Linked DNA regions of Homo sapiens: region 2 is linked to region 1. A link is a loop called in an ENCODE intact Hi-C map of the cell type or tissue named here. Cell type or tissue: heart right ventricle. All regions are shown on one strand.

Region 1 (4,000 bases):
GACATAGAAAAGGACAATGAGGAGGTCATGAGACAATTACAGAAATATCAGAGGTGTTCAAGGATTTTACATCTGTGGATAAATCACAACATACCCACATACATTTCAATCATAAGCATATGAGAGTTCAAAACAAACCTGAGTGGGGAGAATGGGAAAGGAATACTGAATTACAAAGCTCAAAGAGATTTTTTGTATATTCATTTTCTATTGTTAACATGTTTTTATTGCAAGATGTAAAGTACAATACAAATGAGCGATTATTGCCATTAACATAAACGAAGTTACATGATAGAATTTTGTAGGCTCACAGACTCACAGGCTGAAAAGGGATATTAAACGGCAATTAGCTAAACCATCCATGTAGTATCTGAACCCTTCAATAGCATCATGGAACAGTTCTATCCTCTTTCCAAAAATGTGTGCATTGGTAGGGAGCCTAGTACCTCAAGAGGCTGCCTTAGACAGTACTGGCAGAAATTATTTTCTTATATCAAGCTGAAAATTTTCCCTGTAGTTCTTCTACCACACCTAACCCATCCCTCCTGCTTTCCTCTCTAACCCACAAACACAACGTCAAACAGGTGGACAGTGACCCCGCTGGGCTGGACTATCTGTGGCCACAGTGACTGGTCTAAGAGATAATCTTATAATTCAAACCAGGCATTCAGGGGCCATCTGCATTTGTCAAGCAGAGGCTAGGAGAGAAGCCATATTCCCCACCACAAGGAGAAGCGTTGAGAGTTAGCCAAAACCTAATGAAAAGCAGAGACAAAATAAGAGTAGAGGGTGTCCTGTACTTCTAGGCTTTCTGTACTTTCTGGTCTCAAAGATCCCAGGAGCTACCCTTATCCTCCAGTCTTCTCCTTTATTTATGAGTTACTCCAGTATCCTTCCTTTATTTCTGAATTACTCCAGTACTCTCAAAAAGCTTCAAATTCCTTCACCACCTTCATCCCATACCTTTTAATCAGCCTCAGTTCTTCTAACCACAGAGGTTAGGCTCTTTGAACGGAATATGGCTATAAAAACCATTTTTGGCAATATAAAGGTCTTACATAAAATAAAATAGTGAGTTGCAGGAAAGCAGTGAAAATAAAATTGGACATTTGTGTGTATATTTATTTATTACTGGGAGAAAAAAAATGTTACAGAATACAACCACTTCCAGAGCAAACCACATTTGCCAATGTCAACAATCCACTCTTATAAATAACATCACCATCTTGAATGGCTTGTTCAGTTACAGAGTGGTAGCATCACACTACCCTTAGTAGGAAGGAATTTAGCTTATGTTGTACATGCATTCTCCCTTGTTTCTTTTTCATAAATTTCAGCAAGAATACTTGAGAAAATACTTTATATTTTCACAAATTAACTGTGTCTTTATAGATTCCTTTTCTCTACACTATTGCAGAAACACAAGTTTGCCAATTACTTCCAGTTGAAAAGAATGAACTAAATCATATGTACATACAGGTATATGAACATCTCAACTGTAGAATGCAAACATGAAAGTCCTGCTCTGACAGGAGACTATTTTATTCTCTTTAAAATGACACACCTAGAACTGAATACAGTGATATATGTATGATCTGACCAAGGTGGAAGAAAATGGAATCATCACCTTCCTCATGCTAGATACTATATTCCTTTAAGTGCAGTGTAAGACTGAATTGGCTTTTTGGTGATCACATCCAATTACTAAGTTATTAATAGGCTTCTTTTTGTTCAAAATCACCATATTCTTTAAAAAACAAAACAGCAAATACGTTGTTGCTCTCTTCCTGAAACTGAACTATGATTTTCTGAATCTAGGCTGATTGATATTTGTTAATCACACAATCAGAATAGCATTTTTGAAACCTTGTAGAGAGTTAATATTCTTTGTTTGGCAGCACATGCCAGAATCATGCCTTTTTAATTGAACCCTCTGAAATCAACATGGCTGAGGTCCAGGGTACACAGCTGAGTATGCCAGCCTTTCCCTTCCTGGCAAGCGATGAGCCCTGACACTTCCACTTCTATACTGAGTTTCACCTTGTTGTTCAGTCATAGATTTAGAGTGACAGCTTCCCTAGCCTCTTCCTCTGTTAGCAAAATATGTCAAAAATCTGCCTAAAGTGCCGAGCTGAATGAAGCTTTCAGCAAATATTTTGTGTCAGTTTTGTGACAAGTAACTGGAAGGTATTATTCATCATTCAGACACTGATGAGGCTGAAGAGTGTAGTAGTCAACTGAAGACCAGATCCAGACTGGGTTTCAAACCCGGCTCGCCATTTATTAATACTAGCTGTGGAACCCTGAGCAAGTCATTTGACCTCTTTGTCCTTCAGGTTTCTCATCTACACAGTGGGGTTAAATATTGGTACCTACCTAAAGGGATCATAGGGATTAAACAGTTAATACACATATAAAGTGCTTATTATTGGCACATAATAAGCACTTTATAAATCTGCCACATAATAAGCACTCTATAAATGTTTGCTGTGTTTTTCATTTTCTCCTTCTTGTCATACTTACTCTATGATAAAGTTCCATTCTCTTTGTAATCTCCAAGTTCTTTAGCAACTTTAACCCTCCCAGACACAGGCATACCACGACTCTGCCCTCTGTTTCAATAAGGTTTCCCCTTTGCAAAGGAATATGACCTGCCACCATTATATTCCAGCTTCAAGTTCCACCTCACTAGATCACAGTGATCCTTATCAGACATCATTTATCAACCTGCATTATCAACCTGCATAATATCAAGTGTATGTTAATATGTTTAGGAATGAGGCCAGACTACAAGTATTGCTTTTGGCTCCTTTCTAAATTTGTTTCTTCTATGCCCTCATTCTCCCTTTCATCTTAATACCTACTTTTCTCCAAAACAATCAGCCTTCCAGGTTTATCAAGTATAGTTGGTCCTCCATATCTGTGGGTTTTGCATTAACGGATTCAACCAACCATAGATAAAAAAAAAAATTAAAAAAAAAGATACAAATAAAAAACAATACAGTGTTATCAACTATTTACATAGCATTTGCATTATATTAGGTATCATAAGTAATACAGAGATGACAAAGTATATGGAAGGGTATGTGCAGGTGATATACAAATACGACACCATTTTATCTTCAGCATCTGCAGATTTGGTTATCTATGGGGGTCCTGGAACCAATACCCCATAGATACTGAGGGACCACTGTATTTTTTCTCCCTCCTACTTTAGTTTAGAGGCTCACTGATGTAGCCAGCAAGGGCAAATGAGGTTTCCTGGTTCTCATTAGGCAAATTCCACTCAGAGCCAAGAAACCCTCATTTAATTATCTTAATGCATGGTTCAGACATCCAAATCTTGTTCATAAACACCATCTGCATAAAGAATTGTTCACCTCCCTGATTTTCTTCTCTCTTCCCAAATCCTGACCAGCAGCAGGAAGAGGCAATAGAACATCAGTGCTCTCCAAGCCTTTGGTTTCTTGTCCAAGAACTTGTGGTTCTTTAAGATGTTTCCCCATTGCCTTCTGCTTATGACATTTATTCCCCTGTGAATCAGCAGGAGTGGGCAGCAGTCAGGAGGTTTAATGAGGCTGGAAAGGTTTTTCATCAAAGCCAGGATATAGCATCCTAGAAGGCAGCAGTATCCTCTCTGATTGCTCAGGTCCCCTCTGTGCCTGTCCATGGGGTGTCACCAGCCAGGACTCAGCTCTTGTAGGGACAGTCGTAGGTCCTCCTCACTTCCAGTTGTTGGAGATGGTTCACACTGACTGGTTCTTCTCCAGAAGGTTTTGACTTGCTCCTCTGCGGAGTGAATCTCAAATTCACTGTGTGCTTCCAGAGGGAAGTCTGTCTTTTTCCTCTAGGCCCCATTTTTCCTTGCCTTCTCTTCACCTTAAGGTCTTCAATGACTCACTGGTACTTTAGAATATGATTTCTCGTCCACAATGTCCAGATTTACCCTTGAATAAAACTATCCTACAATGAGCTGTGTAATTGAGGAATTTTTTTCCCT
Region 2 (4,000 bases), 60 kb before region 1:
GTATGTTAATGAAAGATCTTGGCATATTTCAGTCTGCAGTAGGATTCAAATTGAAATAGGCCTTGATAAGTAGGAATAATTACACAGCAGACTGAAATTACCTCCTTTACAGAAAGATTCCAGGAATACAGGAAAAGGTCAAGGGATCATCGGTATCCAGGGTTTCTTGTTGCTGTTGTTCTTGTCATAGTTTTTTACTTGCCTAGATTTGTATCTAAGAACATACAAAAAAGTCCTCTCCATTTTTTGGTTTTCTGCTGCCTTTTTATGTTGTCTTTAGACTTCAAGGAGACATGGGAGAGGTGGGTGACTTTGGGGTAAAGGAGGAGAAATTGAATCTCTTCTGTAGGCAGAAGTAGAATCAGGAAATACAACTTTATGGTGGGCTATTCAAAGCAGTGGGCTTCATGTATTCAACAAGTATTCTGCTTTGCTAACCCATGAAACATGAAATCCCCCCACTAATAAACCCCTCTGAATCGTGCCACAATCTAAATGGTAAGTCGACAGAGGGCAGAGGTTTTGGAAAGGAATTTAAACTATTCCATCTTTTTGAAAGCTTAATAATTTTATCCTACATAAAGAGGACGAAAAGCCTCACATTCAGCATTTTAAAAACGCACAGTGCTCAAAAATTGAACGTTAGTTTATGATTTATTTACTCTTTGATTTTGTTCTTCTAAGACTTCCAGGCCATTAATGGTCAGGAATTCTTATTATCTCTTTTTATGAGGGAGCCTGGTTGTAGCACTATTGAGTTCAGGAGTGCCAGTGAAGATTAAAGACCTAATTTTAAAAGATGTACACACCCAATCTCTCACATGGTTGTTCATTCTTTTTACCTTCAGGCTTTCATCTTATTACACAAGGCAGGAAGTAGATTCTTTTCTTCTAGATTCAAGTGGTAAATTTATGTTCTGATAACATATTTAGGGAGCCTTTGGAATAAAATAATCTTAAATGTTTTTTTGTATCTTTGGTGAAATGCTGCATATTCAACCATTAAAGGAACACTTTCTTTTAAATCTCATAAGAGGAAATATATTCGTGCTGTAAAATATCTTCTTCTAAAAAGATGAATTTTTTATTTCTTCTAGTTGTATGTAGAAAAATGCTTTATTTAAGTCAAAACAATTTAGAAAACAACATGCTTTCTCCTTTTGATTATTAACACCAATGTTCAAATTAGTAAAACATGTCAAGTGGACTTTGCATGAAAAGTCAACAGAATGCTTTTTATTTGGCTTGCAGAGACCCTTACCTCACACTACTGAAGATCCCCTGTTGGCGTGCTGGTCAAACAGCTAACCTGTCCTTGCCAATAAATGCTATCCATTCCAGCCAAATTGAGTTTCTGAAAAGTAGAGCCCACTTTCCTGTTGACTTTCATTGAAAAACAGGAAGTTTACATGTACTCAACACCAAACATCTCTCAGTAAACAGTCTTAAAGGACTTAATGCATATCAGGTGCTCTATAAACATTAGCTGCCATTGCTTTAAAAAACATTAGCTGCTATTGCCATTGCTGCCAAAGAAAGGCAAATGTTTAACTATGAAAGTAATGGCAGCTAATGTTCAGCCCTAGACCAGATTTGAGCCTTGTTGGGAAGTGCAGGTCCCTAAAGCAGTGTTTTCTGCTAGAATGGCTTTAGAACACACAAGGGCAAATTTCTCTTCACTCACCTGAAAGCTTCAGTTGTTCTCTTGAGTTAGAAGCTTCACATTGGAAACTCCTGATTCCGCTCCTGTAGCTGAAGTGAGGACAGGCACAGAACACAGACTTGAAGCATATACTTTCAACGTTTCTGCCACCTAATGCACAACTGACGGCAACTCAAAGATATCTTACACATTCCTGCTTTTACTTAAGGAAAACATATTGTTCCTCTGCTCTATCAATTATGTAAGTCAGCAATGGTGAACCTATATTTAGCTTAAAGTAAGAGACCTAGCAATCTGAAATGCTAAATACTATTTCTATTTAAGTTACAAGATTGTCAAGTCAATCAAGGTATTAGTATTTAAGTTGTTTTTCATTATTTGAATATTATTGCACATAGTTTTATATGATAGGGTTGAAAAACAATCTTAAGTATTAAAGATGTGCCAGATTCTATGGCATAATAAAGGGAGTAAAATGCAATACATCATTGAGTGCCATGGCTCACACCTATAATCCTAGCCCTTCAGGAGGCCGAGGTGAAAGAATCACTTGAGCTCACGAGTTCAAGATCAGCCTGAGCAGCGTGGTGAAACTGCATCTTTACAAAAAGTGCAAAAAATCAGCCAAATATGGTGGCGTGCACCTGTAGTCCCAGCCATTTAGGGGGCTGAGGTGGGAGGATTGCTAGAGCCCAGGAGATGGAGGCTGCAATGAGCCATGTTCACTCCACTGCACTCCAGCCTGGGTGACCAAGTGATACCCTGTCTACAAATAACAATAATAATAATAATAATAATAATAATAATAAAACACCAACTTCTTTTGGCTGATAGGAGGGGTTTTTTTCCCCAAGACTCAGGCTCCTAGCTTCTGGATGGGGACCTATCTTACTCATGCAACTTTAAGATCAAGTTCAATCAGGATGCAGCATAAGGTTACAGGGCCTGTGCAATACGTAACTCCTGAGGTACCATTTGCTTAGACCAGGCATGTCCAATATCTGGGCTTCCCTGGGCCACACTGGAAGGAGAATTGTCTTGGGCCACACATAAAATACGCTAAGGATAGCTGATCAGCTAAAAAGAAAAAAAAGTTGCAAAAAATAAAAATAAAAACTCATAATGATTTAAGGAAGTTTATGAGTTTGTGTTGGGCTGCTTTCAAAGCTGTCCTGGGCCACATGTGACCCATAGGCCGCAGGTTGGACAAGCTTGGCCTAGGCTATGGTGTGAGTGCTGCTCCTTGGTGCTTTTAAGTACTTGGAGCCCAATGGCCTATTTCTCATGGGGTCTCTGATTACTTTGTTCTTGAAAATCATTTCCCGACATATAACCCTTTCTCACTGTTTACCCTTTTGAAATCTCTTTCAATTGTTGATTTCCAAGTAATGTATATAAAATAGCAACTAACTGTTTTCAAGAAATATGATGGTTAGCTGGGCTCAGTGGCGCTTGCCTATAATCCCAGCTGCTGGGGAGGCTAAGGCAGAAGGATTGCCAGAGTCTAGGAATTCGAGGCCAGCTTGGATAACATAGTGGGATCCCAAGTCTATATATATATAAAAGGAATATGATGTTTAGCCTAAGGAAGAGGTGTAAAAATGTGGGGGGAAAATGTGCATTTTAGCATTCTTGAAATACAGTATTATTTCTCTCTCTGAACACTGGTACTGTAGAAAGCTGACCCAACTCACCTTTAAATGTCTATCATCTTCAAGGCAGCAAGACATTTTAATGGAAAGCAGGCACCCTGGACTAGGCCCTAGACTTACCTGTGTCACTAAGATTCACATAACTCTTTTGGGCCTCAGTTTCATCATCTGTAATCTGAAGGGATTTAGCTCCAGTGCCCTTCAGATTTAACATTAAATAATTCTTGGAAATAAGGAGTCCTAAAATCTTTAACACTGCATTAAACTACCTGTATAGCTGAATTTTAACCATAAAATTTCATATAGAAATAGACTTGCATTTTTCATGGTGGGGACATAAATAATATTAATACCACACTAAAGTAATCAGATCACTGCATATGCTCACCTCCCATTTTGCTATAGAAATGTGTTTAAAACACAATGTAGCTATCACCTATTTTCAATATATACTTCTCTCTAGCTAGCTATATTTAAATTATGCATTAAATTCAGAATGTCACACACACACAAACAAGTGTTTAAAAAATCATATCTTAGTTCAAAACATTCTCAAATATATAAAGTTAAACTACATGGAAAAGCTTAAAAGAAAATTAAATATTGGGTCTAATTGTAAGAATTCTTGAAGAAATGTGGAACCAACACAAGAATGAATTCTCTAACTAGTAGCCAGTCCCAACTT

What was found. Hi-C counts contacts between places; a loop is a spot of excess contacts. Peaks named below come from ENCODE experiments on the same cell type or tissue, not always from the same donor. Only the 100,000 strongest peaks of a DNase experiment are listed, where the experiment ranks them.
Region 2: a loop joins it to region 1, with 2.2 times the contacts of the local background. A loop is called at or near these places in 3 of 110 quality-filtered maps.

The regions. Positions count from the first base shown.
Region 1 is chr6:125,293,155-125,297,154 of GRCh38, forward strand. All of the region lies in intron 3 of HDDC2 (HD domain containing 2), which reads right to left. Among named protein-coding and RNA genes, the nearest start is that of HDDC2, 6.8 kb to the right of the region's middle. In heart right ventricle, no CTCF peak of the experiment used is centred here; no DNase peak of the experiment used is centred here; H3K27ac peaks cover 1,019 bases.
Region 2 is chr6:125,232,662-125,236,661 of GRCh38, forward strand. All of the region lies in intron 3 of TPD52L1 (TPD52 like 1), which reads left to right. Among named protein-coding and RNA genes, the nearest start is that of HDDC2, 67 kb to the right of the region's middle. In heart right ventricle, no CTCF peak of the experiment used is centred here; no DNase peak of the experiment used is centred here; H3K27ac peaks cover 1,388 bases.